Linked DNA regions of Mus musculus: region 2 is linked to region 1. A link is a loop called in an ENCODE intact Hi-C map of the cell type or tissue named here. Cell type or tissue: heart. All regions are shown on one strand. Links, peaks and the distances in the headings refer to the core of each region. The heading gives the core; the rest is flanking DNA.

The links. A loop is a pair of places that touch in the nucleus more often than their neighbours do. Peaks named below come from ENCODE experiments on the same cell type or tissue, not always from the same donor. Only the 100,000 strongest peaks of a DNase experiment are listed, where the experiment ranks them.
Region 2: it touches region 1 in a loop (2.3-fold over the local background); 6 of 42 quality-filtered maps call a loop at or near these places.

The regions. Positions count from the first base shown.
Region 1 is chr11:96,400,312-96,416,178 of GRCm38, forward strand. No RefSeq gene overlaps it. Among named protein-coding and RNA genes, the nearest start is that of Hoxb1, 42 kb to the left of the region's middle. In heart, for the core only: a CTCF peak has its summit at 7,598; DNase peaks (open chromatin) are centred at 4,070, 7,090 and 7,600; H3K4me3 peaks cover 1,018 bases; H3K27ac peaks cover 941 bases; H3K27me3 peaks cover 7,832 bases.
Region 2 is chr11:96,345,178-96,361,044 of GRCm38, forward strand. Hoxb2 (homeobox B2) reads left to right here and starts at 6,455. Exons shown (of 2, transcript NM_134032.2): 1 at 6,455-7,018; 2 at 7,773-8,839. The coding sequence starts at 6,634. The coding sequence ends at 8,452. It overlaps Hoxb3os (homeobox B3 and homeobox B2, opposite strand), which reads right to left and starts at 8,217. Exons shown (of 4, transcript NR_155303.1): 1 at 7,883-8,217; 2 at 3,117-3,211; 3 at 1,650-1,712. It overlaps Hoxb3 (homeobox B3), which reads left to right. Exons shown (of 4, transcript NM_001079869.1): 4 at 369-2,753. The coding sequence ends at 1,222. In heart, for the core only: no CTCF peak of the experiment used is centred there; DNase peaks (open chromatin) are centred at 6,364, 7,684 and 8,224; H3K4me3 peaks cover 6,545 bases; H3K27ac peaks cover 7,241 bases; H3K27me3 peaks cover 6,578 bases.

The DNA.
Region 1 (15,867 bases), core at 3,401-11,400:
GGCTGGAGCCCCCAGGCCAGTTGCTTTCCAGAGACATTTTTGAGCGAAATAGTCTCTAAGACTCTGGTTATAACCTTGCTTGCTTTTCTTTAATTCTTGTGGAATCAAATTCTATAGGTTAAGAGAAGCCAGAAACTAATAAGTGTTTTTAAAATGCAAGTAAAAACCACAGGAATAATGTCAACCTAAAAAAAAAAAAAAAAAAAAAAACAACAACAGGTAAAAACAGGGTCTTCCTTGCTCTTGTTTATTTTGAAACAGGGCCTTACTATATGCCCTTGGCTGACCTGGAATTCACAGTGCAGACCAGGCTGGACTCAAACTCATAGATCTATCTGCCTCTACTTTCAAGTGCTGAGGTGCAAGGCATGTGCCACTATGCCCTGCTGCTTTCTTACTTTTATTATGATTGTGACTTTTTTTTTTTTTTTTTTCTGTAACTCAGTAATAGCCTCAGTTGTATCCTGTTTTGTTCCTTGGAAGCCTAGGCCTGCAGGGGCTAAAGAACAGTATCACTTCATTGTAACTGGACTGAACAGAGTCAAGCTCATTTCTTCCAAGACAGCATGGGGCTAGGAAAGCCCCAGAGTTACACAAGTATTACCTAATTGATATTCCTGAGGGTGTGAGTAAGCAGGTCACTTTTATTAGGGAAGTAAAGAAATGTTTTCCGAAGGCATCTGAGAGAAAATGGAAGCTGTTTCTCACCATGTGTGATGTCGGTATCCAGAGAAGGGATGACATGTTCTCAGAGGCATCTTCATCACTTGGATGAAGTCCAGGGGAGGCCTGAACAGTCCTGCATCATCTGTTCCAGTTTTAGAATTCCATGGGTCAGGCAGTGGTGGTGCTTGCCTTTAATTCCAGCACATGGGAGGCAGAGGCAGGCGGATCTCTGTAAGTTTAGGACCAGTTTCATCTACAGAGTGAGTTCTTGGACAGTCAGAAATATGTACAGACCCTGGCTCATTAAAAAAAAAGATTCCATGTGACTGTGTCAGGGGACAGTTCTAATACAAGATATGGTCTAGTTGTATCAAGCACCATATCTATCTATCTATCTATCTATCTATCTATCTATCTATCTATCTATCTATTATTGTTACTGTTTTTTGTTTGTTTGAAGAAGTGTTTACTATGTAATTCTGGTTGAAACTCTGTGTAGATCAGGCTGACCTGGAGCTCAGAGATCTGCCTCTGCCTCTGCCTCTGCCTCTGCCTCTGCCTCTGCCTCTGCCTCTGCCTCTGCCTCTGCCTCTGCCTCTGCCTCTGCCTCTGCCTCTGCCTCTGCCTCTGCCTCTGCCTCTGCCTCTGCCTCTGCCTCTGCCTCTGCCTCTGCCTCTGCCTCTGCCTCTGGAATGCTGGAATTCAAGGCATGTGCCGTCACCACAGGCTTTCCGCTCTTTGGTTTTGAAATGCTCTCACATATTCTAGACTGGCTCCCATGTTCTCATGTAGCTGAGGATGACTTTCAACGGCTGAGTCTCCTGCCTTCACCTTCCAAAAATGGATGGCAGGCATATACCACCTGTTTATTGGGTGGTTTATGTGGTGGCAGGAATTGAACCCAGGGCTTTGTGCATACTGGACAAGCGCTCTACCAACTGAGCAGCATCTCTAGCCATGTTTTATGGCCAGGGTAAATGCTTTTAACTGAGAACCAGGATTCCATCTTACTTATCCATGTGCCTGTTTCAATATTTCATGTTGTCTATCCCGAGCCATCCTACTTTACCTAGACTTCCTATACTCTTACCCAGAGGACCTAGACTATTTCTATGTGCACATGCAAGAATGTGTGTGTGCTCATGTGCACACCTGTGTATGTGGAGGCCTGAGATGGACCTCAAGGGCCTTCCTTGCTTGCCCTCCACTTTATATATTGAGGCCAGTCTCCTTCTCAACTTACAGCTTGCCATTTTGGCTAGACTGGCTAACGGGCTCACTGTGGGGGTGGACACCCTGTTTTTGCTTCCAGTGTCCTTGGATTATAAGGAGCCACCGTGCTTATCTGGATTTTATGTTGATTCTGGAGAACTGGACTCCAGTCCTCATTCTGGTGTGCCTAGTGAGCTTACTGAACCATCTTCTTAGCCCCAGCTTCATTGTCCTACCTGTTCTTGACTCAAGGTCTCTTTCTATCCTGATACTCGGCATTCAGCCAGGCTAGCTGGCTATGGTGCTCCAGGGATCCGTCTGTTTCTACTTTCCTAATACTGGGATGACAGGCCCATGCTGCTATATTTGGCTTTTTAGAAAATGTATTTTTATTTTTATTATTTTATGTGTATGGATGTTTTTCTGCATATATCTCTGTGCATCAAGACATGTGCCTGGGGCCTGGAGAGCAGAATTGGATATTGGATTGGATCCCTTGGAACTGGAGTTACAGATGGTGGTAACCTGCTATGTGGGTGCTGGGAATCGAACCTGGGTCTTCTAGAAGAGCAGCCAATGCTCTTAACCATTGAATCATCTCTATAACCCCTGTTCTTGACTTCTAATATGGATGCTGGAGATCTGAAATTATATCCCTATATTTGTTTAGCCATCTCCTCCAAACCCTTTTATTTTATTCTTTGACCAAACTTCTGAGTTTGGACGGATTAATATCTTCTAATGATTTCACCAGTGTGTGACCATGCATAGAGGTCATAGTTTTCATCAATTATTAGGGCCCTGGGGGATTCTGAATGCACTTTCAATATTTACGCACTTGGCACTATGTATTAGTTAGTTAGTTAGTTTGTTTGTTTGTTTCTTCCTTCCTTCCCTCCCTCTCTCCCTCCCTCCCTTCTCTCTCTCTCTCTCTTTCTTTCTTTCTCTTTCTTTCCAGACAGGGTCTCTCTACATAGCTCTGGCTATCCTGGAGCTCACCTTGTAGACCAGGCTGGCTTTGAACTCATAGAGATCCACCTGCCTCGACCTCCCAAGTGCTTAAGATTAAAGGCGTGTGCCATCATAGCCATATATTTCATCCATTCTACTTGCCTAACAAGTGGTTTGTATTCTTTTACTCAAAGCACAATCTATAGCTTGTCCTCAGAAGCATTGGCAGGGAACATGTTAGACACACAGAATCTCAGGCCCACCCAGATGTACTGACTGGAAATCTCCACCATCTCTCTCTCTGTCTCTCTCTCTGTCTCTCTCTCTGTCTCTCTCTCTGTCTCTCTCTCTGTCTCTCTCTCTCTGTCTCTCTCTCTCTGTCTCTCTCTCTGTCTCTCTCTCTGTCTCTCTCTGTCTCTCTCTGTCTGTCACACACACACACACACACACACACACACACACACACACACACACAAACACACACACACAGAGTACTGGTCCATACTATAGTATCTCACCTGCCAGGCAGAGCAAGTATTATTTCATGCCATGTTAATGGAAGCTGAGACTCAGTGGTCATATGCTCACCCACTTGTTTACTTCTAAGTGGAGGAATTGAACCAAACCTTTTAAGATCCCAAACTCTTGTCTGCTCCACTATGACTCAGAAGGCGAGTTAAGCTGCAATGCCAATGAGTTATGCTGAGAGAGGATCTCTTTATGTTGCTGCCTCTTTCTCGTGGTGGGCCGTATAGGATGCTCTTTGAAAAGGGTTTGGCTCTGTCTTCAGTCCTTTTGTCCTCTGCTAACTAACAGCAACTCTAAACCATGGCCAACCAGTTCACAGGCACAGGCTGCTAGCAGTAATTGCTGGGACTTGTCATCGTGCCTGGCATTCAGTAGACACCTAACAAATATTTGTTGAGCCAAATAGAATCACCTGGCACTCACTCATGCTCTTAGCTGTTGTTTTCCAAGGGCAGACTGGTAAAGAGGCATGATGGGTTAAGAAACTTGAATTACAGGACCTCCTGGAAGGAGTTGTAAAAATCATCTCCCTGGCCCAGATTTTCAAGGCAGATTCTACTGTCTGCGTCTCTCTGTTCTCGTGCAGGTCTCAGCCAGGAGCTGCAGAATTCTGCTCGGAGATGGTGAGTGTGGGACTTACAGGCTCGCACTGGAAAACAGGCTTTGCTACATTCTCTGGCCGGAAGCACAGACTGTGGGAAAAGTCAAGGATGCTGACTGAGCCCAGTTTGAAGGCAGGGGTCAGCGGGAAGAGGTTGCTTGATGACAGTCATTTCTGTTCCTCTGTAAACGCTGGCCAGAGTTTGAGGTTTTCTCTGAGGTTGTTGACAATGGAAAAAAAACCCCGAAGTGAACCAGACAGGGATTTTAGAACATCTTAAAGGAACACATGAGCGCTGAACAGGAAATGCCTTGGTTTCTTTGCTTGCTTCCCCAAGAGAGCAGAAATGAAGCAAAGCTCTGAGAGGAGGGTTGAATTATTATTATGTTGCTGCAAGAAGTTTTCTGAAGATTCGGGCTATGAAGATGGATCCCATTAGTAAATCTGACAGCTATTCCATGCCTCTCTGCATTTTAGCATCTCACACCAAAGCATAAATGAGAGGAGTACACTATCTTTTAGAAGGAAACTATCAATCCTTACGCTCTCCAAACAGCTACAGATTTCCCCCCCCTCCCTACCTGGGTAGGGCTGTGTAGCCTGATCCCACAAATTCTCATCCAGCCTTTGTGCCTGGTGAAATCTGGAGCCCTCGGGCAGAATCCTGTAGTTTCTGCCACCTCTGTGTTCGCCAGCTCCTAAGCTGCAGAGTGAGTCGCACATGCAGCAAGATGCAAGGAGGCCTTTGATCATAAGAAGGGTGGAAAGACTTGGTTCATCCTCATCCAACTTCTTTAGAAGCCATGCAGTGACTCACGGTGTCTGTTTTCTTAATGATCTTGGGAGGCGGGACTCAGCAAACATGAAATGGGTGGAAAAAAGCCCTCCATATGTGGTTACTCCGCTCAGCTTGTTTTAGAACAAGAATGGTTCCCCTCCAGGAATGGTACGTACAGCCTTGGGATGTTCTAAGAGCAAGAGCAAAAGGAAAGATGGTGCCTATGGGCACACATGTATATTTCTGGCTTCAAGGGGCTGTTTTTGAGAAGGTACACCCCTTATTCCTACGTCCTTTAATTTAGATGGTCTGCCTCATAGCATTGTGGGATTAGGGTTTTTCTCCAGCGCTTCTGTTCGCTGGTGCATTTCTTTGTCCAACGTGTAGAGAACGGTGCACTGTGGGAGCACTCCAACCACCTCTTCCAGGACACTGCGGTGTGCCCTTTGCAGATTCTGTCCCTGAGCTCCCAGCACTTGATTTCATTTGCCTGCTTTGTTTTCATGTGTGTCTCTTTAAAAGACAAGAAACACCTCCAGGGAAAGATTTGTAACCAGAATTCACTTTCGTCTTAAGCATCTAACCAGCACATTCCACACACATTGAGTAAATGGAATAATCAGAAGGAGCAAGAAGACAAAGACAAGTCAGTCAGAGGGATCCAGGCCCTGCAAACCAAAGCCAAAGCCAAAGCCAAGCTCCACCTCCAAACCCTGAGCAGAGCCGTATTCTTCAGCATAGCCTGAGCCTGCGAGAGAAGTCTAAAGTGATCCTGGCTTTGAAGACTTGACCTTGTCAGTATTGACGTTGCTACCTCTCACTGTCACTGCTGTGCTGTTAATAATGTCACAAAGAAATTTGTCAGGGCTGAGGACAGCTGATAACATGCCATCGTTTTGAGTACGACATAAGTCATCTCTCCATGATAGAGCATCGTTTAGGGACAAGTGCAACAATACATTTTCTACATTCGATTTGTGAAACCATTAACACACTGCTCGGTGTTCAAATTTCATATCCCTTTTTCTTTTCCTGTATGTGTGTTGCATGCATTTGTGTGTGTGTGTGTGTGTGTATATATATATATATATATATATATATATATATATATATATGTATATGTTTGTGTGTATATGTGTGTCTGTGCATGTAGGTCAGAGGTCATACCGGGCATCCTCATCTGCTGTTCTCCACCTTTGTTTTTTGAGACTGGGTCTCTCACTTAATTTGGAGGCCATCAACTTGACTAGGCTGGTTGGGCAGGAAACCAGGAGACATCCTCCTGTCTTCACCCCCCCCCAGCCCCTCCAGTGCTGGGGTACAGATGCTGTTCGCGGTGTCTGGCTTTCTGTGGTGCTGAGATTCTGAACTCAAGTCCTCATGCTTGCCCTGTAGGCACTTTGTCCACTAAGCTATCTGGCCAGCCTGGACAAGCATTTAAAAACAAACTGCTTTGTTGGGGGTGTCCTTGACATACAAAAAGCTTTAGGCACTTAATGTATATACAGTTTGATGAGTCTGGAGCTAAGTATTCACCTGGGAGATCATAACTACAATCGACACCATAAACACAGCCACATCTCCAAAACACTATATGCCTTCTAGGGCACTACTTAGAGTAGATTGGCACCAGCGAGACTCTTCTAGAAAGTAGGCTGCCTTCTCTTCTGCATCCTAGACCACAGAATCCAGTTAGGTATCCCTCTGCTGGTTACAAACTCACAATCCTTTCCCTTAGGTTTTCCCAGGGCTGGGATAACAGACCTGAGTGGCCATACCTGGCATCGGCCCTCCCCGCCCTGACCCCCATTTTGAAGAAGAGAAACCGAAGACCAGAGTCAGAGCAAACACACATTCCCACTGTGAGAAGAGCTAAGATTTGAACGAAGGTCTCCTAATTCATAGTCAAACACTTAGAAACCACACCATTGCTCCTGAGGTCTATTCTGGACCCTTTAGCCACAGCTCGGATGGGAAACAGTCTGCCCGCAAAGGTGCCTGATCCAGAGTTCGCTATTCTGCTAGGGTAATGCCTCTGCATTCTGTCTGTCTTGCAAGCTTCAAGTCTAAGCCTCGTCTCACTTCTTGGACTGTTTCAGGCCTAGGTAGGAGAGATGGGTTGCCCTTTGATTCTTCGCTCTTTCAGATGGCTAAGGAGTTCCAAACTCCCTCTGAGAAGCGCTACCACAGAATATGCTTTCCAATGGGAAAAGACATGGGCTCTTCCACCCCAGCCCCAGGAGACACGCCGACAGGCATAGGAGGGGAAAGGACAGTTCCTTGTACTATAAATATTTCTCCAGCGTCTCCCGTAAATCTCCAGCTGTGTCAGTGAGGCAAGGGGAAGAGTTAGAGCCGATTAGAGACCATATTCTCCCAGAGGAGGGCAGGCCTGCCCGTCAACCCATCCCCAATGGGCCTAGGGACCACCTCGGGAGGAAGCTATTCCTGACAGCTTTCCAGGCAGCTCCTGGGCACTGATTCCGGGGCGCCGAGATCTTAGAGAAGGACAGACACTACGTTCCCCTTTACCCCCTGCCCTTTGTGGCGCGGACTCCTGGGTCGTCCAGACTATGCCCTCTTCCGAGGTGAATGGGGGGACCGGCAGGGCACAGAGGGAGAACTGAGACGTGACACAAGCAAACTGCCCGGGCCGGTGGGTGATTTATGAAGTGCTGAAAAGCATCTTCGAAGCTGTCATTTATCTTGCAGCTCTCAGCCTAAATAAACACAGAATCCGCCTAATTATAGTTACAGTAGAAACACAACACCGAACCACCTCGCCGTCACTGCCAGCTCCTCTCCTGCGTGGCTCCGCCACTGGCGTGGACCCCACATCAGCCCACAGCTGCACCCTAGCGGCCGCCGCCGCTGTGCGCCAAAAGCTCCAGGTTCCCAGCCACCGGCTTTGGCTCTGATTCTTGCCAGACTCTCCCCTTTCCTCGCCCCTGTCCCTTGCCAATTCCGTGCTATGTGGCTGCAGCAGGATGGAGGGACTCTAGGCCTGGATTCTCTTTCCCTGACCTCCTTGGAGTTTTCTTGGGTTGTGGGAACCTGGCCTGGCCCAGGGTCTTCTTCACGGACAAATAAACTCTCTCCTTGTGGTTGATCTGGAAAGAAGTTCCGGGTGTCACTTATGGTAGAGAAAAAGACACCCTTTCGTTGCTTGGTGATTTTGTGGAAGTCTCCTCCAGCTTTATGTTCGGTCCTCCCTTTCGCTAGTCTTGTTACTGGGTTTGAATTTGGAACTCCCCCCCCCCCTTTGGTGTATTGGAGGCCTCTTGCCTGGAGATTCACTTCTATGCTGTTCTTCAGAGCAAAGTGGTAAATGCTTAAAAAAGAACTTGGACAATGATGGTCTAGGGCGGTTCTGAATGAAATGTTTATCCACTTAGTCACATGCTCCAATTCAGTCCTTGTACTGGAGAGGCGGGGTGGGGGAGGGGAGATGGGGCAAGGACTCTGTGTGTGTGTGTGTGTGTGTGTGTGTGTGTGTGTGAGAGAGAGAGAGAGAGAGAGAGAGAGAGAGAGAGAGACAGTAAAAGAACCTACTAGTTTTTAATACCCAGAAAAAAACCCAGTCCCCTCAAACTCTGCAACCCCCCCCCCCCAAAAAAAAAACGCTTTCTGCAAAATGAGGATTCTAGAGCCCAAGGCTCTGCATCATCGGACAGCTCATGACGTCATCCTCAGAGTGTTAACTTACACATGTGGGCATATACATTACGCGGGGCGGATAACTCACTCCTAATTTACTGCTGTCTTCTTCTCCGTGTGGAGGATCTTGTTCCTGTCGACAAATTTGGGGATCTAATAACAAAGTAGCGGAAGGATTCATCAGGGCAGGTGTAATCTGAGCTGGCCCCTGGAGGATGTGGGCTGCAGAGACGGGTATAAATAATTATTACCACCCACAAGTTGAGTGGGAACACAGGGAAGGCCTTGAGGAAAGAGAAAGCAGGCCCCGGAGAGGAAGCACAACTCCTGGGAACTCTTGTAGTGTGGGACCCGGAACCCAGGCCTTTACCATGCCAGGGAAACCCTCTACAGTTAATTAAGCCCCACCCTGAAATCCATTTTAAATCCTTGTTTTGGTTACCCCCAAATGAGAAGGTTAGGACGAACTCCCCTCTCCTCTTTCAAGGAAACTACAGCAGTCAAAGCAATGGCCCCATCTGACTGTCCAGGGGTTTGAGCATCTTAACATGAGTTTTGACTTGACTTCCTCTTGGTCTGTGGGTCCTTCCCCTCTTGAAAGAGCAGAATTTCCCCTCCTCAAAAATCTAGACCATTCTCTTAAACCACTCTAAGAATGGCTGGGCTTTCCCTGGGTCCTCAGAGGAGTGTAAGAAAGGAGAGATCCATTTTTTTTTTTTTTTTACCAGTTACGCTACTGCTTATCCATTAAAGTAAGATAAAAATACCTGTTCCCTGCCCAGTTCCCAGAACACCAATTCAAATGAATGAGGATGTAAAAGCTCACGGAAAGAAAATCTCTCCCCAGGTAGTTCCAGATGAAAGAACAGCTCCTTAGCACTTCCAGTGAGTTAGACAATGAGGGCTCTCCTTAGAGCTGGCTGGAGTAATCTCTGCATTTTTTTAAAAATTCCTTTTAAGTAAGAAGGAGGCCTCACTGCTCAGTATGGTTGAGTGACTTTCCTGAAGACACACAGTAAATCACTCTCGAAGATTTGATTCTTTGTCTAATCACCAATAAGTTCTAAGAATATCTGGTGTGCATTATTAACCCTTGGGAGACTAAAATAGGACAAAAGCACACTTGAAAATAACCTATGTAGGGCTGGGGAGATGGCACAGTGAGTAAAGCATGTCTCATGCAAGTGCAAGGACATGAGTTCAAATCCCCAGAGTCCAGGTAAAGTTGAGTATGGTAGCTTGGAGAGTCTGTAATTCTAGTGCTTCTATAGGGAGTAGGGAAGGGTAGGAGGATAAAATGTCTGGCTAGCTTGGCATAGTCACAGGGGAAAAAAAAAGGTCCTGTCTCAAGCAAGGAAGGTGAGGACTCACTAGTGCTTGAGATTCTCTGGCTTCCACTAGAAGAGGTGAAGGAAGACGGGGAGGAGGAGGAAGAGAAGAGAGGCCTACAGGTCAATAAGAAGATTTTTAAAATAGATGTTTTAATAGAAAGGGAAGGGGCTGGAGAGATGGCACAGCGGTTAAGAGCACTAGTGGCTCTTCCACAGGATCTGGGTTCAATTCCCAGCACCCACAGGGCAGATTACAACCATCTGTAACTGTAGTTCCCGGGGAACCAACACCTTCACACAACACCCCCCATGAAGGCAAAACACCAATAAATAAATTATTTAAACACCAAAGAAAGGAGAGGGAAACTCTCTCGCTGTTCTATTTCGGTGGTTCTGTGGGTCTTTCTGTCTTTCCTGTTTTTCTCTCTCCAGTTTTCTCCCAGTCTTGACTCTTCTTTGTCTTCCTGCTTCATAGAAGTTCAGTCGGCAGGTTTACCCCCAGGATGCCTTGCTTTGTGCTGTTTTGTTTTCTGCCAGTCTTTTCCTGATGGCCTCGGGGTCTCCCTGGCTCCCACTTCCTCAGTGGACCGTGTGTCGGGCTTGATAGCTTATCAGTGCACAACAAGGAGAAATCCAGATAGGGGGCTCGGAAGCCAGCAACCTCAGAGCATCTTGGGAAATAGCCTGTCCCAAAGAAGAGCCTCTTCCCATGTCACCCTCCAGGAAACAGTCACCCATAGACACTTCTGGCCTCTTTCTGCTCTATCTGATCCTACAGTAAGAGAGGACGCTGGGTTAGACCATGTGATCCTGCCTTTTCGTATGCTCAGTGCCAAGAGGGTTCAAGTCCTGGCTTCATCTTTATTATGCTGTGCAACATTAGAGAAGTCGCTTGGTCTCTGGGATTCTCTTCCTTAGCCAGGTAGGATCCATTCAGAGTGAACCGTTTATGTACTTGACCCCAAGTTCAGAGAACTAGCGGATCCTGTCTGAATGGTGGGAACTAATTGCTCTTTCCAGTAACTTCTCACGAGGCATGACCTCATACTTCCTTTTTTTAAAAAAAAGTTACCCCAAGGATCTAACAGGAAGATTTTCTTCAAGGCAGGAATTCACTCACATGGAACCTTCCCTGTTTCCATCCAGAGAGACCCAGGGGGTGCGAATTTGTTACTCATCAACTCTGCACCGATGAACATTCACCTGCTCTACTAGCAAAATCTCTTCTATTCCCACAAGGCACTAAAAGCGGGGACCTTCCTTCTCAAGCTTCAGCCTCAGCCAGTGATTCACAGCTTCCTTTGCCGCCTACCCACCCTAAGAGCAGGGGATGTTTGGTGCTGTCTGGAGACATTTCAATGGTCACAATGGAATGCCAGAGGTAACCAGTGGGTGGAAGCCAGGCATGTTGCTGAAACCCTCTATAGACTCCTTAGGATACACTGAATGGCCTTGGTATCAAAGACTTATCTGGCAGGGAACATTAGTAATGCCATCTTTGAGAAACTGCGATCTAAAAGCTGTCATCAAAAAAGGACCTTAATAATGTTTTGAGGGCTCATAGAAAATGAGGGCACATGGGCTTGCTCTTGCCTTGAAATTTCCCAAACGTTAGGAGAGATCTTAGCAAATACAAGAGACAGGCCTTAACCCCTATACCGAGGACTTTAGGTGCAAAGAGAGTCATACAGAAATGATACGTTAGGTAGGGGGCGTGCCCTGTAATCTCAGCATCTGGGTTTAAGGCCATCCTCAGCTACACAATGAACCCGAGACCAACCTGGGCTACACAAGGCCCTATCTCAAAATAAACACTAGGCTTGGTGGTGCACACCTTTAATTGCAGCATTCAGGAGGCAGATCTCTGAGCTTGAGTCCAGTCTGGTCTACAAAGCAAGTTGCAGGATAGCTGGGGCTACACGGAGAAACCCTGTCTCAAAACAAACAAACAAACAAACAAAATAGGCAAACAGGTAAATACTACATTAAACCAATGTTTAGACATTCAGTGTGCATTTTAAATTAATTTAAAGATTTATGCATATGGATGTTTTGCCTGCATATCTGTTTACCACTTGGGTGTAGTCCCCACAGATGCCAGAAGAGGGCGCTGGATCACCTGGAACAGGAGTTGTGAGCCACAGCATGGGTGCCGAGAATGAAACGTTGGTCCTTTGGAAGGACAGTCAGTGTTCTTAACCACTGAGCCATCATCTCTCAAGTCTCCAGAGGAGGAAATTTTGAGACATGTTGCAACATGAATCAAACTCAAGGACAGTCTATTAAATGAAGTGAACTATTTATGAAAAGATGAGTACCAGGTGGATCCACTAATATGGGTAGTAAAATTCCTTGAGACACAAAATACAACACTGGTTTCCAGGCGGCAGCATGAGGTGAGCTATGGGAGGTGTTGTTTAATGGCTACTTAGTTTCAAATAACATTAATGCATCCTTCAAGATGGCGAGGGGATGGGAAAAATGGCTCAGGGGGTCGAGGCACCTGCTGCCACACTGGACGACCAGAGTTAGAGTTCCAGGATCCACACAGCGCTGGAAGAGAGCAAGCTGCCTTCTGATGTCCGCATGTGTGCGGTGGCACACGTGTCCCCTCCATAATAAATAAATACATGTAGTAAGAGTTTAAGTGGTTAAGAGAGTGAGTTTTATGTTACTTAGATTGTACTAAACTAGAGCTCACTTTTTTTATGTGTCTGCGCGTGCACTTGAGTGGGTGCATATACTCCATGTGTGCATAGGAGCACATGGAGGCCAGAAGAAGATATCAGATGATCTCCGGAGACTGGAGCTGCAAGTGATTATGAGTTAGCACATAGGTCCTGGGAACTGAACTCAGGTCCTTTGCAGGAGCAATAAGGGCTTTTTACCACTCCAGCTCCACTAATCCAAAACATAATTGTTTACTCCGCCTCAAGTGGATGAAGTCTCTCCATGCTGTCTTCTCTCCCCCACTGCCCGTTCTGCCCATTCCGGCCACTCTGCCACAGCTCCCGCAGATGTTTTGAAGTCAGGAAGATCCTTGGTAAATTTGCCAGCCAGGCAAAGCTTGTAGTCCAGGGCTTGAACTTTCCTTTTCTGTAGCTGGCCCAGGAGCCAGTCAGAAGATCAAAGTCTCAGTTTCTGCTGTTAACTTGGTGAAAGATACTCTCCCTCCTCTGGGCTATGCTTTCCTCATCTGCAAACGCCAACAGGTTTGTTCTACATGGCTTCTAAGACTTCTTCTTCTGTGCTGACTCTGCAGAATTGTGCACCCGATAGCGTCTTAGTTCCTCTGCCTTCTTTTGGCCCTCTAGCTTTCCCACGCGGTTTAGTAAAACTGACACACACAGGCATTCATTTGCTTTTCCACTTGGACCAAAATGGAAGGTAACAAGTCTTTAATTGAAGAATGTCTTTCATTTTAGTGAGCAGAGAAGCTAGTTAAAGGGGCACAGTGGGTTTTGGGGGAGGGAGAGGCTGTCTGCCCCCAGCTTCTGATGCAAGTCTTGCTCCCTCCCACTCTTCATGGGTGGCTCAGGCGTGAACCCACCACTCAGGCAGTCTCCTCTCTTTTCAGGGACTCTGCACAGTTGGTCAGTAGAAATGCTAGCCACTTGGCTGGCCTTCGAGAAATGAGTTACAGCCTGGATCTGAATGAGGTCATCGGGATTCCTGGTTTGAGCTGGAGTCTGGAATCTGGCCGGAAGGCTCCCGGGGCAGCTGTTTGTGGTTTTGGCATTTTCCCTCTTGAAGAAAGTCTGGGCAGATGATCACCCCTTTGGTGCCACGTGTTTCCTTGTGAGGGAGAGGCAGGACGCAGCTCGGCTTGAGTGGAGTGGGTGGGGACTTGGCAGGGAGAGCTGGGGTGATGTGTTTCAGGAGATGGAAGATGCCAGTCTGTCTCAGATCATTTCCTCCACCCCGCCTTTTGTCTTTGAGAAAGCCCCGTCTCTTCACTAATATTTATTCTTGGGTTGTTAAATTTTTGTTTTGGAGATTATGCAAAACTGCTGTTTTGCGACTGAGGGAATATTTTACTGTGAAGGAGCTTTTTGTGGACTCTGCACAACTGGGATCCTCAACACTGACATCACCCTTGAAGCAGCTGGGGCTTGGGGTTCAGTTGACTGGGGCTGATGCACAGCCGTGGGAGACTCCCAGCTCCCTCCACTCCAGGCAAGGCAGCTCTGGAATCTGGGACAGGACAGGACAGGGTAGGGCAAGGGCCACCTAAGGGAACATAAGGGAATGTCACAGGACAATATAGGCATCTCTGCCTGGGGGACTCAGAGAGCCTTGCCAGCCAGAAAAGCATTGAACCAGGGGCACCAAGAGTTGGGAGTCAGAGACTGCTTGCATTTTCCAGGGGCGTATGTGTCTAATAGGAGAAAACAGGGGTTCCTCTGTGCCAGAGAATAAGCTCAAGGCAAGGAAGAGGAAGAGCCCAGGGGAAGATCCAGGATGCTTCAGATATATAGAAGGAGTAAAGAATTAGAAAAAGATACATAAAACAGGGTTTTGGTAGCAGAAAACAGTAACTCTGGAGTGTCAAAGGTGAGGGGGATATTGAGACCTGGCCCAGCCATCCCAACTTCTGGCTGTAAAAGTCAAGAACTTTAACTTCGTAAAGTCTGCATCAGAAGTGAAATTCAAGTCTTATTTTTATTTCTATATGCGGATGAGTGTTTTGCCTGCATGTGTGTATGCGTATCACATATATGCTTGCTGCCTGCAGATGCAAGTCTTTGGATCTCCTGGAACTAGAGTTATGGTTGATTGTTAGCCACAATGTGAGTGCTGGGAACCAAACCAGGATTTTAGGCAACAGCCACACATGTTCTCCTGTGCCACTATTGAACCGCTTCTCCAAAGACTTAGTTTGTTTGATTTATGTGTCTGTGTGTCTATGTATTCTGTGTGGATATCCACGGAAGCCAGAAGAGGAGGTTGGACTCTCTGGAGGTGGCGTTCAAGGCAGCCGTGAACCACTCAAGGTGGGTGTTGGGAACCAAATTGTACTTCTCTGAAAGAACAACAAGTGCTCTTCCCTATAAGCCAACCCTATAACTCTTCCCGACCTTTGCCTAGGGCTCCGTATTTGACCACCGGGTTCATTTTGTGTAACATCCTCGGACTCGATGATTGCTGACTCTCTGACTTCCTAAGCAGCCCTTACCATGCATTCCTTTATAGACTGGGCTACCGGTCATCCCTTTTGCTCACCGTCCACACTGCCTTGCTTTTCTTTACCTTCCTTTCCCTCTCCCTCCATTCACCCCCCCTTTCCTTCCTCTTCTCTCCCTGCCTCCACCCCCCTTTTTTTCTAGTGTTAAAGGTTGAACTGAGCCCTGGGCATGGTAGGTGATCTTTAACGACTGAGTCACACCTCCAGACCCTTCAGTGCCAAAGCCTCTGTAAAAGCTCAGGAGGTTGTATATATAAGACTCTAGTTTCCATCCAAATAGTGTCCCAAGATAGAAGGTGAAATGTAAGGAAAGATGGAGGAGGCTAGACCCTTTCTCAACTCACCCATTTTCAGCTCCTCATCCTCCAAGTCTTTGTTTGCTTGTTTTGTTTTTATTCTTGGTTTTTCCAAACAGGAAAAACTGTCCTGAAATCCTCTTTGTAGACCATGCTGGTCTCGAACTCGGAGACCCACCTGCTTCTGACTTCTGAATGCTGGGATTAAAGGCGTGTGCGACCACTCCCCAGCTTCATCCTCCAAGATTTAATCTTTCAGTTTTATCTCCATACCTGTTTTTACCCATCATCCTCCACCTTCCACTCCCACACCATTCACAGCTTGGAGTTTTAAGCATTTTCTGGGGTTGGAGGGACTGCTCAGAGGTTAAGAGCATTGGCTGCTCTTCCAGGGAACATGGGTTTGGTTCCCAGCACCCACATGATGGCTCATAGCCATCTGTAACTCCAGTTCCAGGGATCAAGTGCCCTCTTCTGGCCTCTGTGGTATCAGGCATGAACTTGATTTGCGCGCGCGCGCGGGCGCGCACACACACACACACACACACACACACACGCACATAGGCAAACGCCCAGACACATAAAATAATAAATAAATAAATCTTCAAAGACCTTGCTACTGAGCACTCGGCATGTGGCTCAACCCTGCTTATTCCACGTTT
Region 2 (15,867 bases), core at 2,802-10,801, 56 kb before region 1:
GAGGAATCACCTCAGACTTGGATTTGGATATACGGGGAGGGTGCGCGCACACGCAAAATCCTAGCCCTAAATAAATGGCCACGCAGCTCTGTCTGTTTGACATGATCAAATTTTCATAAGCTGGGGCCGTGAAAGGAGAACAGGTCTCTTAATAAATGCCACTATTATAGAGTGTCCGCTAATGCGACGGGAGGTAGGAAGGGGGGGGGTGGTGGTGTAGAGGAGGTGGGGACGCGAAGGGGAGGGCAGCGGGGCCTCCGAGTCCAGGCCTGGATTTATTAAGAAACGATGCATTCAATTTCGGCGTGTTCAGTAATTATCTTTTATTTCATTTTCTCCCCTTCCCACCCCTCCCCCCTCGGGTCCAGCAGAAGGTTGTGGTGGTGGCGGCGGCGGTGGTGGCGGCGGCGGCGGCGGTGGCGGCGGCAGCAGCGGCGGGGGCGGCGGCGGCGGCGGGGGAGGGGACAAGAGCCCCCCGGGGTCGGCCGCGTCCAAGCGGGCGCGCACGGCGTACACAAGCGCGCAGCTGGTGGAGCTGGAGAAGGAGTTCCACTTCAACCGTTATTTGTGCCGGCCGCGCCGGGTCGAGATGGCCAATCTGCTGAACCTCAGCGAGCGCCAGATCAAGATCTGGTTCCAGAACCGTCGCATGAAGTACAAGAAAGACCAGAAGGCCAAGGGGCTGGCCTCGTCCTCTGGGGGTCCCTCTCCGGCCGGAAGCCCCCCGCAGCCCATGCAGTCCACGGCCGGCTTCATGAACGCCTTACACTCCATGACCCCCAGCTACGACAGCCCGTCCCCACCAGCTTTCGGCAAAGGCCACCAGAATGCCTACGCGCTGCCTTCCAACTACCAGCCCCCTCTTAAGGGTTGCGGCGCCCCACAGAAGTACCCCCCGACCCCGGCGTCGGAGTATGAGCCCCACGTCCTCCAAGCTAACGGGGGCGCCTACGGGACGCCCACCATGCAGGGCAGTCCGGTGTATGTGGGCGGGGGTGGCTACGCGGATCCGCTGCCGCCCCCTGCCGGCCCCTCCCTCTACGGCCTCAATCACCTTTCCCACCACCCCTCGGGGAACCTGGACTACAACGGGGCGGCCCCTATGGGCCCCAACCAGCATCATGGACCCTGTGACCCTCACCCCACGTACACAGACCTCTCCTCTCACCACGCACCGCCTCAGGGTAGAATCCAAGAAGCGCCCAAACTGACACACCTGTGATGGGAGGGGCGGGCTGGGGAGGGAGGGGTGAGGTTAAGGGCCAGGGAGACGGCGGACTTGGGGGATGGGCGCGGTTTAGAGTCCTGAAAGAGGTGTGGGATGGGGTTGTCGCCAGGTTTCCAGAAACAGAACAGGCCTGGGGTGCCTTCCCAGCTCCCAGGCCCCCTCCCCGCCCCCAGGGGCTGTCTTTTAAGTCCTCCATGCCTGGTTCCATCTGTCTGCCAACAACCCTTGGAAAGGAATCCACAGCAGGTTGGAGACGGGACCACATCAATCCCAGGGTTCCCAGGGTTCCAGCACTACCAAGTGGGAATTTCAGATTGGAGAGGTGACGTGGAGTCGGGTAGAGGGAGCCAAGACAGGCAAGCAGGGCAGAGAAGCACATTCAACACTTAATGGCTTGGCTATCAGCAAGCAATCAACTTACCTTGCATCTCTGTGGGTAATTTCCCCAAAATCTTGATTTTTTTTGTTCTCCCTTTCAGTCTCCCTGTGAAAAATAAGAAAATACATTTAAATCGAAGGGCACAAAGTATGTTTCTCTCCTACTTCCCTGAAGCTTCAACTCCCCCCATCCCCCATCTGTTAGGCTTCTTACTATATCTATCATTTACTATGGCCCTACGGTTGGTTTTCTGCTCTAAGGACATTCATATCTACACCCCACCCCTATTGATTACAATTTTCAGAGGGCTCAGGGATGGTAAGATATCCTGAAAGTCAGAGCTGCCTATAATATAAATAAATATATATTTTTTTTCTTTTAAAGAAAAGTTAAGAGGCTAAGGCAGGCAAGTTGTCAGGACTGGAGGCTTGCCCATTCTCCAGTCTCTCAGCTCCCACCCCATCCCACTCCCTCCACTTTCTTTTTACTTCTGTTCTTCTCTTGACTTAACGTGAAAACAGGGTATATTTGAACAAACTGTCTGTCCTGGCAGGTGCTGCAGCTGGACCTGTGGACCTTGCTCCAGTTCCTGACAGGACAGTCTTGTTGCACTTGGAGTTTACATTTTAATGGATATTAAAAAAAAAAAAAACAACTGTGAGAGATGTCTGGGCCTGCAGAAAGTCCAGCTTCGCTCAAAAAGCGTGTGTTCTAGTGAACATTTTCATATATATTTATTGGTTATAGCCTGTTAAAATATTTTCTTTTTTGTATTATTTATCCCCCTACATTATGTATTTATATGAGGGACAAAAAAAAAAAAGAAAAATGTACTTTTTTAGTATTTACTTGTTATAAAGGTTGTTGTGTTTCCTGTCATGTAAAACCAGCTATTTTAGTTTTTATTGTATTCTAGACAAGAGCTGTAGATTTATGTTAAACTCGTACATATGAGGAATTGTAATTAGTTCTAAAAGGCATGAACTCAGCTCCTAAATGTCACTGTATAGTCCCGAATTTGTAGAGATAAGAAGTTAATTCTCTCTTGGAACTTTCTTTGTTCTTCCGTAGTTATTTTTTTCCCCCTTAGTTAAAAGAGTTGTCTGTCAAAACAATTCTTGAATAAACTTTCTGTTATTAATTTTATCTTGTCATGGTGGTCCAGTTCAGGGTGCAGAAAAAGGCTCTAGTGGCCAAATGTCCCCTAGCAGGAGGGCATTGGTGACACTCCCCAGGCTCTTTGCTCACTGCTCAGGTCGCTGTCTCCCCTTCCTAGTGTTTCCTGCTTTCAACTCAGTTTTTGACATTTGTACCAGTCTGGACCATTCTGCCAAGTTCTTCAGCTAAGGTTTAAGCAACAAGCTTGGGGGGCGGGAGGGAGGGGAGGGAATCTTGGGCTAAGTCTGCTCTTTGCCTGTCTGTTTTTCTTAGTCACTGGCCTCTTTTGTCCCTTTGACCAGCACCTCCAGGCACCCCCTCTGTTTACATCCAGGCAACCCCAAACCTAGCTTATTACTGCTTCTTCCAGGCAACCTAAACTTCACGTTCTCTTCCGGAGCTACAATGAGGCTGTCACGTGACCCGAAGCCCAACCATCATTGGGTCTAAAATGAAAACAAAGGAAAATGATTAATCTTGGGGGGGGGGGACAACAAGCCGAGGCCTAGACTTCTCAGGTCAAGCCTTAAAACTAAAGCGAAATCTAATCATTAAATGAAGCCCAGGGCAGAGGAAGAGGAGGACTGGTTAGATTTCTCCTGCCAAGGAAGAGAAGGGGGCGAGAGGAAGCTGTAGAAACCAAGCTTAAATAAAATGGTCCCCAGGCTAACGTGAGGCTCTGTTTCCACGATGCTTGGGAAAACTTCATTTCTTAGTCCTGGTTCCATAAAAGTTTTATCACATTGGAGCGAGGATGGAGAGGGTCTGTCAAAGATGAAATGTCACCACCGCATAGCGGTATCCGATGATAAGAGCAAGAGCGAGGAGACAGGGGAGGCTGAAATATGGAGCTAATTCGTTGAAAGAGAAGCGATGGCTGCCCGCTGAAGAGTTACATAATTCTAATTGTAAGCGATGAACCCGCATTGCTTAATTAGGAGCATATATTTGGTGGTAGTGGTGATACGGGGTGGGGGGGGTGGGGATATAAGAATCTTTCCAGGCCCTCAGCCTTAAAGCGAGGGCTGATTTTCATTTTTATGTTGTATCCTGGCAGTCCAAGGTTAGTAATTACAGTCTTTATGCAACAATAAATAACAATAAAAAAACAACCTGAATAATACGCCCCCTCCCCACCAAGTAGAATTTTTTTAACTGGACTTGGCTCATCTGGGCAGCAAGCAATTTAGCATTGGGCCAGGCTATAAATTAAAGGCAGAGGAGCGTGCAATGTTTGATTGGGATCAAATAACGCTCAAGGGTCTGTCTTTCCTTTTCTCTTCCTCTTCCCTGAATACCATTTCTGAATGATATAACTATGAGAAGGGTCATGTTTGACTGTGAGGGGAAGGGTGGATTGCTTATTTATCTAGCTGAAGAGGAACCAGATAAGAGAGAATTTAGCTAGCTATATTGATATATTGTGGCTTGGAGCTAGGGCTCTAAACAAAAATAGGACCTACCCTTCTGTTTTCCAGATTCTAGGTCTAAAGCTGTTTAAAAACATGGATAAAAATCTGCTCTGTAAGGTAGCAGACAGGGCTGGACGGATGTCTCTGGAAGGGAGGGAGGGTTGGAGGGTTTTCTTGGATCCCCACTTTAACACCCAAGTTTTCTACTGTTCACTAATCTGGCCATAAAATCTGTCATCAAGGGTTAGAGAGCTGTATTTCCTACAGGACAGTCTGGGCTCTGGTTGTCTTAGGAGATCCTTGGATGCTGCAGCCAGCTGGAGTGCCTGTTACAAAACTTGTGGAAGTGCCCATGCTGCCGGGGAGAAGGCCCTCTCCCAGGCCTTACTGTACAGGACTCCCTTCCAGACAGTTACTATTTGGATTCTCCTCTGCTAACCACCATCCAGGAAAATATATGCATACATTGTTTTGTTTTAGCTAAGGTACACAACACCCTCTCTGGCCGCTGGCCTAGTTAAGAGCAGTTTCCCAAGAGCCTGCCTCTTTCTGTCCTTGCAACCACCACCTCCAGGTTTCCCTCCTTCCCCCCCCCTCCCGCTTCCCGGCAAACTTCTCTGCCTTTTTCTTTTCTTTCTTTCTTTAAATACTCACCACCACCCACGCGGACGTTACACTGACAGAAAGTTTCTAGTTCCAGCTCTCCGCTGAGTTGCCATTTCTCTGCTAAGCAGCCTTCTCCTCTAGGCTAGGCGACAGAGAGCGAGGAGGGGGAGGGGAGGCCAGAGCCGTGGGAGTTCTCCGGGGCAAACTTTCCACCCAAGTTAGCGCCTTCCCTCTGTCCCCATTTCCCATCTGTTTCCTAGATCTCCCAGAATCACCTTTCTCTTTGGCTCCCCCCTCCCTCAGGCCTTTTTAAGGGATATGCAATTTAGGTTGTTCCCTCTGCTTTCCCAAAGAGCCAAATTCTTTGATGCAATCGGAGGGAGCTGTCAGGGGGCTAAGATTGATCGCCTCATCTCCTCTTGGTCCCTCTGACCCACTTATTTAAAAATCTTCCCCCAGCCGACTTTTCATTTTCAGCTTTGAGGCCTAGTTTCCCACCAATTTGCTTGTGGCTCTGAGGTTTTTTTGTTTTTGGTTTTTTTTTTTTTTTTTTTTTTTTTTGTTGTTTTTTGCCTCCTTCCTCTAGTAAATCACAATATTCTAAAATTGAGCCCATCATAGGTGCCTCACCATAGAATACATTACATTTTTTTTTCTCTCTGGAGGCCCAAAGCAGAATATAATCTCAGTGGTGGTCATTATCCCCAGCCCCCTCTCCCCCACCATCTTTAGGAAATGTTTTCTTACCAGGGATTTTAAAAGTAGCCCAAAGGCAAATACAGAGGGGGAAATCCCTTTGTCCAGAGGGCGACTGTGCACTGACTTTAGCTTTGAAAGTTAAGTGGATGGCTACTTTGGTGCCCTGGATAGAGACACAGATACACCTGGGGGCCTGTGAATACATCTGTCACCTTAGACCTTCTTAGACCCTCCTATTGCCAGGGTTGGGGTGTCACAGTGTGAGTACAGATGACCCCAACAGGAAGGCAAGTGGACATAAGAAACTGCTTGTAAATTCTGAGCAGAGACTAGAATCCAGGGCACATAGCAAGGGAGGTAGGCCCATGTCCCAAAGTGCTCCTGGAATCTATGTCCCTGCTGCGTGCCAGCTCTGTGCATTTCTTAAGTGTGAACTACTGCTTTCTGAGGGTGGGTGGGCTGCCGCTGCTGCTGGTGTTTAGTGCTGTCCTTTATCCATCTCCTTTCTGATTTCCCCCAAGGTATGGAAGCCTCTTTCTACTCCCACTTCCCCCTAAATGAGATTTTTTTTTCTTTTCTTTTGGGGGCTGAGGTGGTGGTAGGGTAAGAGGCTACTGAGGGCCACATAAAGAAAGCATATTAACTCACTCCATTTCTCCCTTAAATGTGGTTGTTTGCCACCACCACACAGTCTCTGAAGGGAAGGAAGAGGTTCTTTTGGCTTTTCTGGGAAAAGAGAGCCATTAGGGAGAGTGTAGGGTACTGATGAAGGAACAGGGGTAGAGGAGGAAGCCTCATGGTATCCAGGTCGTGGTCCTCTGGAGTTTTTGAATCAATTAAAGCAAATAATGCCTGTGTTTTCCACTAGGCCTAGACTAGCGATTGGCGGAGACCGGTCCCGTGACCATGAATTCCCTGCAATTTCGGCGGAGTCCTGGGTTTAATAGAGAGAGTCCCCATACGCTTGTATTTATCAGCAATATACAATTATAAAGGCCTAAATTTAAAAAAAAAAGAGAGAGAGCGAAATCTCCCCCCCCCCGCGAAATTGCTCCATTGCATAAACCTGGGGGGGGCGGGAGAGGGGGGTCCCTCTGATTCTCCCTCCTGACGCCCCCCCCAGCAGGCCCCCTCCCCCACCATTGAAAGCCATGAATTTTGAATTTGAGAGGGAGATTGGGTTTATAAACAGCCAGCCATCGCTCGCCGAGTGTCTGACTTCCTTCCCCGCTGTCTTGGAGACATTTCAAACTTCATCAATCAAGGAGTCGACATTAATTCCTCCTCCTCCTCCTCTGGAGCAAACCTTCCCCAGCCTCCAGCTCGGCGCCTCCACCCTTCAGAGACCAGGGAGCCAAAAGCAAGCCGGAGATGGGCCTGCTCTGCGGTCACCGCCGCCACTCCCCGTTGCCCCCCCAGCCCCCGAGTTCCCCTGGATGAAAGAGAAGAAATCCACCAAGAAACCCAGCCAATCCGCCGCATCCCCTTCTCCAGCCGCCTCCTCGGTCCGGGCCTCCGAGGTCGGATCACCATCAGGTGGGTAAACGTATTAGGGGCGGGGTGAGGGGCAGTTGGAAGAGAAGGGGAGAATGTGAGGTGATGGGGCTCCTGGTGGGGTTCCCTAGGTCGACGGATCTGGGGCGAGGGAAGCAGAGTATCCCGCTGGGGTTCAGGCCTAGCCACTGTTAGCTTCCCCACCCCCAGAAAATTTTGGAAGCTGATTGAGGGTGGGGAGGATGCTTTTTTTTTTTTTTTTTTTTTAAATGTGCTTAGAAAAAAATGATTCGATTGAAGGGTTTCCCCGGTTTCTGTGTAGAGGAATGAAGCGTGTCTGGGATTGAATCTGGAGCCTGGAAAAGATGCGATGCCTCTAGCTCTCCTAAAGCTAGGGAAGAAGAGGGAATTCAAAAGCTAGGAAGGAAAGGGGTGAAGAACAATCTATGATCCCTCTCTCCCCAGGTTGAGTTGGAAAGTTCTGAATTGAGGGGTCCATTGGGAGGACTTGGGGGAGGGAGACTCTGAGGTCCTGGGAGCTAAGAGAAATTGCTCCCCGCCCCCTACGTGGCCCGTGGGCGGCTCTGAAGGCACCGACTTGACCCGGGCCGGGTCTGCCTACGTGGAAGAGCACTAAAAAAAACCCCAAAGACACAGAAAGAAGCGCTGTGGGGGTGGGGTGGGAGCCCGAGTAGGACTGCTGAGAGTCTTTTAAGCCAAAGGGGTGCTCCCGATCTCAGCTAAACGGAGGCTGCGTTGAGACCTCTCTGATAACATAGGGGTGCTTCCCTCGCAGATGGCCCCGGATTGCCAGAATGCGGCGGCAGCGGCTCCCGCAGACTGCGCACGGCCTACACCAACACGCAACTGCTGGAGCTGGAGAAGGAGTTCCACTTCAATAAGTACCTGTGCCGGCCGCGTCGCGTCGAGATCGCTGCCTTGCTGGACCTCACCGAAAGGCAGGTCAAAGTCTGGTTCCAGAACCGACGCATGAAACACAAGCGGCAGACGCAGCATCGAGAGCCGCCCGAGGGAGAACCAGGCGGGCCGAGCGCCCAGGACGACGCGGGAGAGCCAGCCGAGGAACCCACGGTCAGCCCGGGCGACGTCGCGACTCACCGGCTGCGGGAAGCCTGCTTCCACCCCGCCGAGGCCGCGCAGGGACCCCGGGGCGCACCGCCGTCAGCGCTGCCTGCCACCACCCTGGAGAGTGTGGGCGCATCGAGCCCCGGCTGCACAATGCTCAGAGCCGGAGGCCGGCAGAGCGAGCCCCTACCCGAAGACGCCTGCCCCGAGCGGCAGGATTCGCCTTTTCTACCGGACCTCAATTTCTTCGCTGCAGACTCCTGTCTCCAGATGTCCGGAGGCCTTTCACCCAGCCTGCAGGGTTCTCTCGATAGCCCCGTGCCCTTTTCCGAGGAAGAGCTGGACTTCTTCACCAGCACGCTCTGTGCCATCGACTTGCAGTTTCCCTAACTGTTTTCCATCTTTGGTCCTTTCCGTCTGGTCCTCCTTGGCTGTTGGGGGCGGGGGGAATCGGGCCTTCTCCACTCGTGGATACATTTATGCCGTTTTGTTAAAATCCAGATAGTAACGAATTAGCGTTTCATTCACTCCTTTTCGCTTTTTAAAACCACACACAAAAAATTCCACTTGGTAAAACTCCTTCCAACGAAATCTCAGGAATAATTAAACTCTAGTGGGAGAGGGTTTTCTTACAAAGAACTAGAGGGACCTATTTTCCTCTTTTTTAAGTTTTAGATTGTAGATTATTTATTAAAATTGTTTAATAATAGGAAAGGGGGAAAGTATTTATTGTACATTATTTTCATAGCGTAAATAAATGTCTTTATAATATGAAAACGAGTGTTTGTGTTGGGATCTAGCTCTTTTTGCCAAGTCCCTACGGCCAGTCTTTGCTTTCCCACTCTCCGCTTGAAGTTGGTTTAGCTCTGGCTCAAGCGACCCAAGGGAAGGCATGGTCCCATCTCCCAGGCTGACAAAGTCCGGGTGGTACAAAAGGGGCCCTGCTTGGTGACTATTTCTTTGTCCAAGACACCAGGAAGAGTTTATGGAAGCTTGGTTCATCTGCAAACAGACCGTTTCCAGTCCTGCTAAGATGTTCCCTGGGTCCCTGCTTGGAAATAAATGTGGGGTGGGTGGAAAAACAGCGTTCTGGGGGGGGGGGTGCAGAAGCGGGTACAAGAAAATGTCTCAGAGGCCAGCTTTGAGCCTTGGAGGCTGCGCAGAGGGTTAAAAGAGTTGAAGGAGAAATCCTTGGGTTTGCTAGCCTGCGGGCTTTGAGTCTGCAAGCTTAGGCCGAGGCCTGCGCTGTGCGCCCGATGCTGCCTTGGGGCTCCAGGTCCTTGAGGACTAGAATGGGGCTTAGGAATTTTGTAGGGAAGAAGGGAGGCCCGGGCGTGGCAAGAGGCTTTTGGCTCACAGAAGTAGCACGGCGAGCGGCAGAGAGCGCGGGAAATAGGAACGATGCTCAAAATGGCGCTGGGCCGGGCGACTTGGAGCGCAGGAGAAGCAACTGCGGCCGCCATGACAGCGGCTGCGGGATGCTCGGGTCCCACTCCCGGCTCGCACCCACTCCCACTTTCTTGAGGCCAGATCTTTCACAATGAAGAAAAGATAGAAAGACAGTCTGGGAGCTTCCCGCCAATTGTGGGTTTTTATTTTATTTGAGAGAGAGAGAAAGAGAGAGAGAGCGCGAGTAGAGACCCTGTGCTGGGGAGGGGGAGCGAGCGTTGGGTCCTGGGACCACTTTACCCAGTGTGGCTTTTTGCTCTGGGCTTTGAAACCGTGCTAGGTCGTTTTCCAAATGCAAGCCCACCTGTCTTAACCAACAGCTTCATTTTCCATCCCAACACTTCTCCTGTCCTCTTGCCCCCCATAGTCCCCCTCCCAGCTCTGCAAACTCAGGAAAGGGGAGGCAGGGATCCTCTTCCCCATCTGCCTCTTAGTTTGTTCTCCAGAACCAGGAGATTTAAGGGACCCTGGAAAGCCATCCATCCTCCTCAGGTTTATTTAATATTTCTCAGGCTCAGAAACAGATACCTACCTCCCCGGTAGATGTTGCCTTTTTTTTTTTTAAGGCAGTTTATTTCCTAGGCCTCCCAGACTTTCCCCACAAACCAGCAGAAGCCAACGTAGGTGGTGACTTGGAACTCTAGGCAAACCCACTGCATTTCTTTTTTCCACGGGTCCCTCAGTGTGGGAAGTATACACGTTTTACTCAGCTGGCATTTAATCCCTTAAACTGTCTTAATATAGAATTCACCTCATGAATTAAATAATCTTATGTCATGTTAAATTGCACTTATTTCTCTCATAAATAAATTAATATAGAACAATTAGATGTGTTATTATAATAATATCGTGTATCTTATTAGTTTATTTTCTCTCATAAAATATATAGGTATGAAATAAATTTAATATATTAAAGTAATAATACACAGCTTATTGGCTTGTGTGTTTATTTTCCTCATAAATAAGTGAATATATAATATATTAAAACCACACTATACATCTCATTGGACTGTGTGTTTATTTCTCCATAAAATATGTCCACAGGCAGTGTTTAACATCTTAAAAATCACAGCACATAGGCCATCTCTATGCTAGCAAAATGAAAGAGACTTATCAGCTGGGGCTTTGATTTTCTATGGATAGCCAAACTAGATAATTTAGTCTAATTAAAAATGTTCTTGCAGCTATACCAGGTTGCTGCAAAGATCAAGAATACCAGAAAGATCTCACTAATTACCCACCTTCCAGCTTTTTTTTTTTTTTTTTTTTTAAACATCCTTTATCAATGCCAAAAGGCAGGAGCTGCAGAGGAGCTCCATCCAGGGATGCTGGTCTGTAATACCCAGGGATCCCTTCTGTCATTTCTGTAGATGCTGGGTTGCTCCATGGCTCAGCAGTACCAGCATTACCTGAGCTAGTTAGAAATGCAGAATATTAGGCCCCACTCCAGACCTACAGAACCTGAACCTGCAATTTAGCAGATTTCTAAATGATTTATAGATACATTAACGTTTAAAGGACTGCTAGATTACATTGCTATCTTGCTTTCTGTTCTCCCCCACACTTAAGAATGTTTGAGAGCTGGGCTCGGTGGTACACACCTATAATCCTATAGTCCTAGGTAAGAGGACTACATAGTCTAGGCTGTCTTAAAATAGAAAAAAGTTGGGCATGATAGCTCACACCTGTAAACCCAGGCCTCAGTAGGCTGAGGCTGGGGGACTGCAGTGAGTTTGAGGCAAGACTGATTTACATAGACTTACATATGGACTTCAAGGTCAATATGGACTACAGAATGAAAGTCTATCTCAGAAAACAAAGACAGAAACAAAACAGGTAAAAAAAAATAAAAAAAATAAACCTCAAAAGGGGATGTGGGGGTTGGAAAGCTAGTTGACTCAGCGGGTAAGAGCTGCTGCTCCCGCTGAGGACCTGGGTTCAGTTCTAGCACCCACACAGCAGTTTACAACTGTATCTCCAGTTCCAAAGGCTCTGATTCTCCATTTCTAAGCTCCACAGGCAGCAGGCACACATGTGGTACACAGACATACATTCAGGCAAACATTCATGCACATAACAGTAAAATCAGTAAACCTACAGCAAAACAAAGACAAAACAAAACACAAAGAAAGGAAACGAGAGAGAGAGAGAGAGAGAGAGAGAGAGAGAGAGAGAGAGAGAGAGAGAGAGAGAAACTTTTGATCCATTTTATTTAGCTACTACATTCTAATTATTCCAACCTCAGTATGTTCAGAGGACATAGAATCTTTGCTACTGCTTGAGGTTATACCAGACACGCTTTCTCCTACTAAAATGAGGGGTGCAGCAAAAGTTCACTCTACCTGCTTAGATTCATGTATTTCCTGTATGGTAGGGGAAAGTCACTTCCAATTCAAGAAATCAGGGCATCCATCATTCCTCTTTGGTGATTATTAGAGCAGACTTGAAATTCTGTTTCCAAGAAACACACAACCTTTCTGTCTCTGTCCTTTCTCGAATACACAAACACCCCATCTTTGGTGATACCCTGGGAGAATATAAGAGGCAATACTTTTCCAGAAGGAAGAGACACCCATTTTTGTTTTCCCCTCTCAATTTCAAAATCAGGGGATCCCTGTCAGTATGTAATTCTCCCCATTTAGCTCTGTTTCCTCTTCCCATCTCCAGGGCCATCCTGTCTACCTTATCCTGAGGTTTTGCAGTTGAATGTAAGAAACGGGGAGAGCAAGAGTGATTCCTAGGTAGGGTGGTTGACCCCTCCAGTGGTGGCAGTTGACCCCTCCAGTGGTGGCAGGCATATTCCATCCTGACTGGAACAGGATTCCTCTTGGGTCAGAACCAACTGTGTGTAGCCTGTGGCCCAGACAGGTTATAAATTGGCTGTGGCTGAAGCGGGCAAGCAGAAGAACTGTTGGTCAGTCTGCTATGCTCTTTAGTGACTCCTTGCAAGAAGAATGGCTCATTGATACCACAGTGAAAGCCAGAGACTATTAAACTGAGGAATTGCTTGCAATCACGATAACCTAGAGTCATTTAAAAAAAAAAAGTTAACTTAAGCCTGGGCAAGTCCCTTCCCCTTTCTGGACCTCAGTTTCTCTCTGTGAAATCAATGGAAGAGCTAAATGTTTCTAATGTAGTCTACATTAGTTTATGGTAATAGTATATGTATTTGTCTTCCCAGGTGCTGTTGGGAAATTTATTATGGCTGCGGTTACACGTTTTAAAGTGACCCTTGGTGCTTGACAGTAGCCTACCTCACATTTTTGGTAGGACCATTTTGACAATATGTAATGTATAGCTTTACACCTCCAAGTGTGCTCACGATAATTTATTTACATCTTTTCAATAAGCATGTCGTTAGATACAGTGTTATGTGCCAGGAGTTACATATTCATTTAATGTAAGTCTTCAGAAATGCCCTACCAAGGGTTTCTGTGGCTTCCATCCTTTGCTATCTCTCTCAATATTTGACTATGTTTACTATTATTTAAAAAGTCTAGACCATTTTATTTAAAAAGAACCACTGAAATTCTTCTTTGACATATGGTGTAATAGACTTTTATCAGGTTTCTGGGTATGAGAACACAGGTACAAATTATGAGAGTCCCAAACAGCCCTGCTGAATCCTGATGTCCACCGTTCTTCCAGACCTCTGAGAAGTATCATGAACCCTACTGCATAGCTTCCTGAAATGTGCTATCAATCAAATGTATGTTTTTGATTTGCTGAGGGTGGCCTATAGGGCCCCTACTTTATCCTTTCTGTCTGCTGTGGCCATTACAGCCCAGATCCCCCATTGGCCTCCCACTGGCCACACCCAGCTTTCCGTGCTGTGGTGGTGAGATGGAGATTTCAATAGTCTTTCCTCAGAGCATAGATTGAATAGGGAAGGAGTCAGTTCTATTGCAAACTACAGCTCCTGTCATTATCATAGAGAAACCAATTTGGACAGTCATTCAGTTTTAAAGATTTATTATTATTATTATTATTATTATTATTATTATTATTATATAAGTGTGTATGTGTGTGTGTAGATAGTCAGATCTTACCTTGTGTGGGGAGGTCAGAGAGAACTTTGTTGGATTGGTTCTTTCCTGCTCCCTTTAGGTGGATTCTGGGAATTGAACTTGGGTCCTCTGGCTTTCAGGGGATGGTACTTTACCCACTGAGCTATTTCACCAGCCCTTAGTTTTTAAAGAATATTTGTCTTTAGTGTGTACCTGTTTGTGCAGGAGCCTGCAAGGGTCAGAAGAGGTGGTTCTGGATCCCCTGAAACTGGAGTTACAGATGGTTAGGAGCTGTCATGTGGGCACTGGGAACTGACCCTATCCCTTTGCAAGAAGTGTTCTTAACTGCCAAGCCATTTCTCCATCTTTGATCATTTAAAAAACATATTTATGGGCTGGAGAGATGGCTCAGTGGTTAAGAGCATTGACTGCTCTTCCAGAGGTCATGAGTTCAATTCCCAGCAACCACATGGTGGCTCACAACCATCTGTAATGGGATCCGATGCCCTCTACAGTGTACTCATATACATAAAATAAAAATATACATCCTTAGAAATTTCTTTCTTCTTTCTTTCTTTCTTTCTTTCTTTCTTTCTTTCTTTCTTTCGTTCCTTCTTTCTTTCTTTCTTCCTTTCTTTCATCATCTATTTATTATTTTAAGTGTGTACATGTGCACAGAGCAAACGTGGAGGCCAAAAGACAATATGTTAGCCTCAGATATTGAACTTGGATGGTCAAGCTCAGCAGCACATACTTTTACTCGCTGAACTATCTTGCCAGTAAGTCCCTTAATCAAGTTTTGATAATCTTTCCAAAGTATATATTTTGGTCAAAAATGTTACATTTGGCCGGGTGTTATAGCTCATGACCCTAGTTCTACCACTTGGGAGGCAGAGGCAGGCAGATTGCTGAGCTTGAGGCTAGCCTGTTGCAAGATAGCCAGGCTTACTCATGGACACCACGCTCCCACACCAAATCAACTAAAACTCTATTTACTTTTAGACAAGGTCTCACTATGTAGCCTTGGCTGTCCTGAAACCCACTATGTAGAACAGGCTGGCCTTGACCTCACAGAGATCTGCCTGACTCTGCCTTTCAAGTGCTGAGATTAAAGGCGTGCTCCAACAATGCCTGGCCATTTTCTTATTTTATTTTCTTATTTTATTTGCATGTATGTTTTTGCGTGCATCCATTTTGTGCACCATGTGTGTTTCTAATGCCCTTCAGAGACCAGAAGAGGGCCTTGGATACCCTGGAACTAAGTTACAGATGGTTGTGAGCCAGTACACAGGTGCTGGGAATTGAATTCAGGTTCTCTGGAAGAACAGTCAGTGCTCTGAACCAAATGATCCATCTCTCCGTTACCATTTTCTTTTTTTTTTTTTTTTAAAGATTTATTTATTTATTATATGTAAGTACACTGTAGCTGTCTTCAGACACTCCAGAAGAGGGAGTCAGATCTTGTTACGGATGGTTGTGAGCCACCATGTGGTTGCTGGGATTTGAACTCTGGACCTTCGGAAGAGCAGTCGGGTGCTCTAACCCACTGAGCCATCTCACCAGCCCACCATTTTCTTTTACTATTAATACCAATGTTTACAGTATTGTGATTTGAATCTGGTGTCTTATGCATTCCTGACAAGTGCCCTACAGCCATGCTACATTTTCAGCTGCGAATAAGCCTAATCAAATAGAAAATTATTTTAATTCTTCACCACAAGTTAAGCTTTTCTTTCAGAACTGTCTCAATTGCTATTTGATCGTGGGTTCACTTAGTCATTCACCCCAGATACAAGTTCAGCCTGGATCCTACTAAACTCTCTAACTCCACCTCTTTTTTTCTTCTTCTTTGAGACAGGGTTTCTCTGTGTAGCCCTGGCTGTCCTGGAACTCTCTTTGTAGACCAGGCTGGCCTTGAACTCAGAAATCCGCCTCCCTCTGATTAAAGGCGTGTGCCACCACGCCCAGCTAACTCCACCTCTTAATTCTAAGCCAAATACCTTTAAGAAAGGAACAACACCCTCCCTAGAAAACTTCCATTAAATATTTGGAAAATTAAGTATTTATTTTCTGAGACTGGAAATATGGCTCAGGGGTTAAGAGCACTGGCTGCTCTTCCAAAGGACCTGGGTTCAATTCCCAATCACCCACATGGCAGCTCACAATTGACTGTAACTCCAGTTCCAGGGTATCTGACATCCTCACACAGACAAACATAGAGGCAGAACCCTCATGTAAATTAAAAAATAGTTTTCTAATACAGAAACTCAAACCTTTCTGCTGCAATACTTTTCATTCGAGTTCCTTGTTAAATGTTAGGTTTTAATTTTTAAAACAAAACTTAAAATA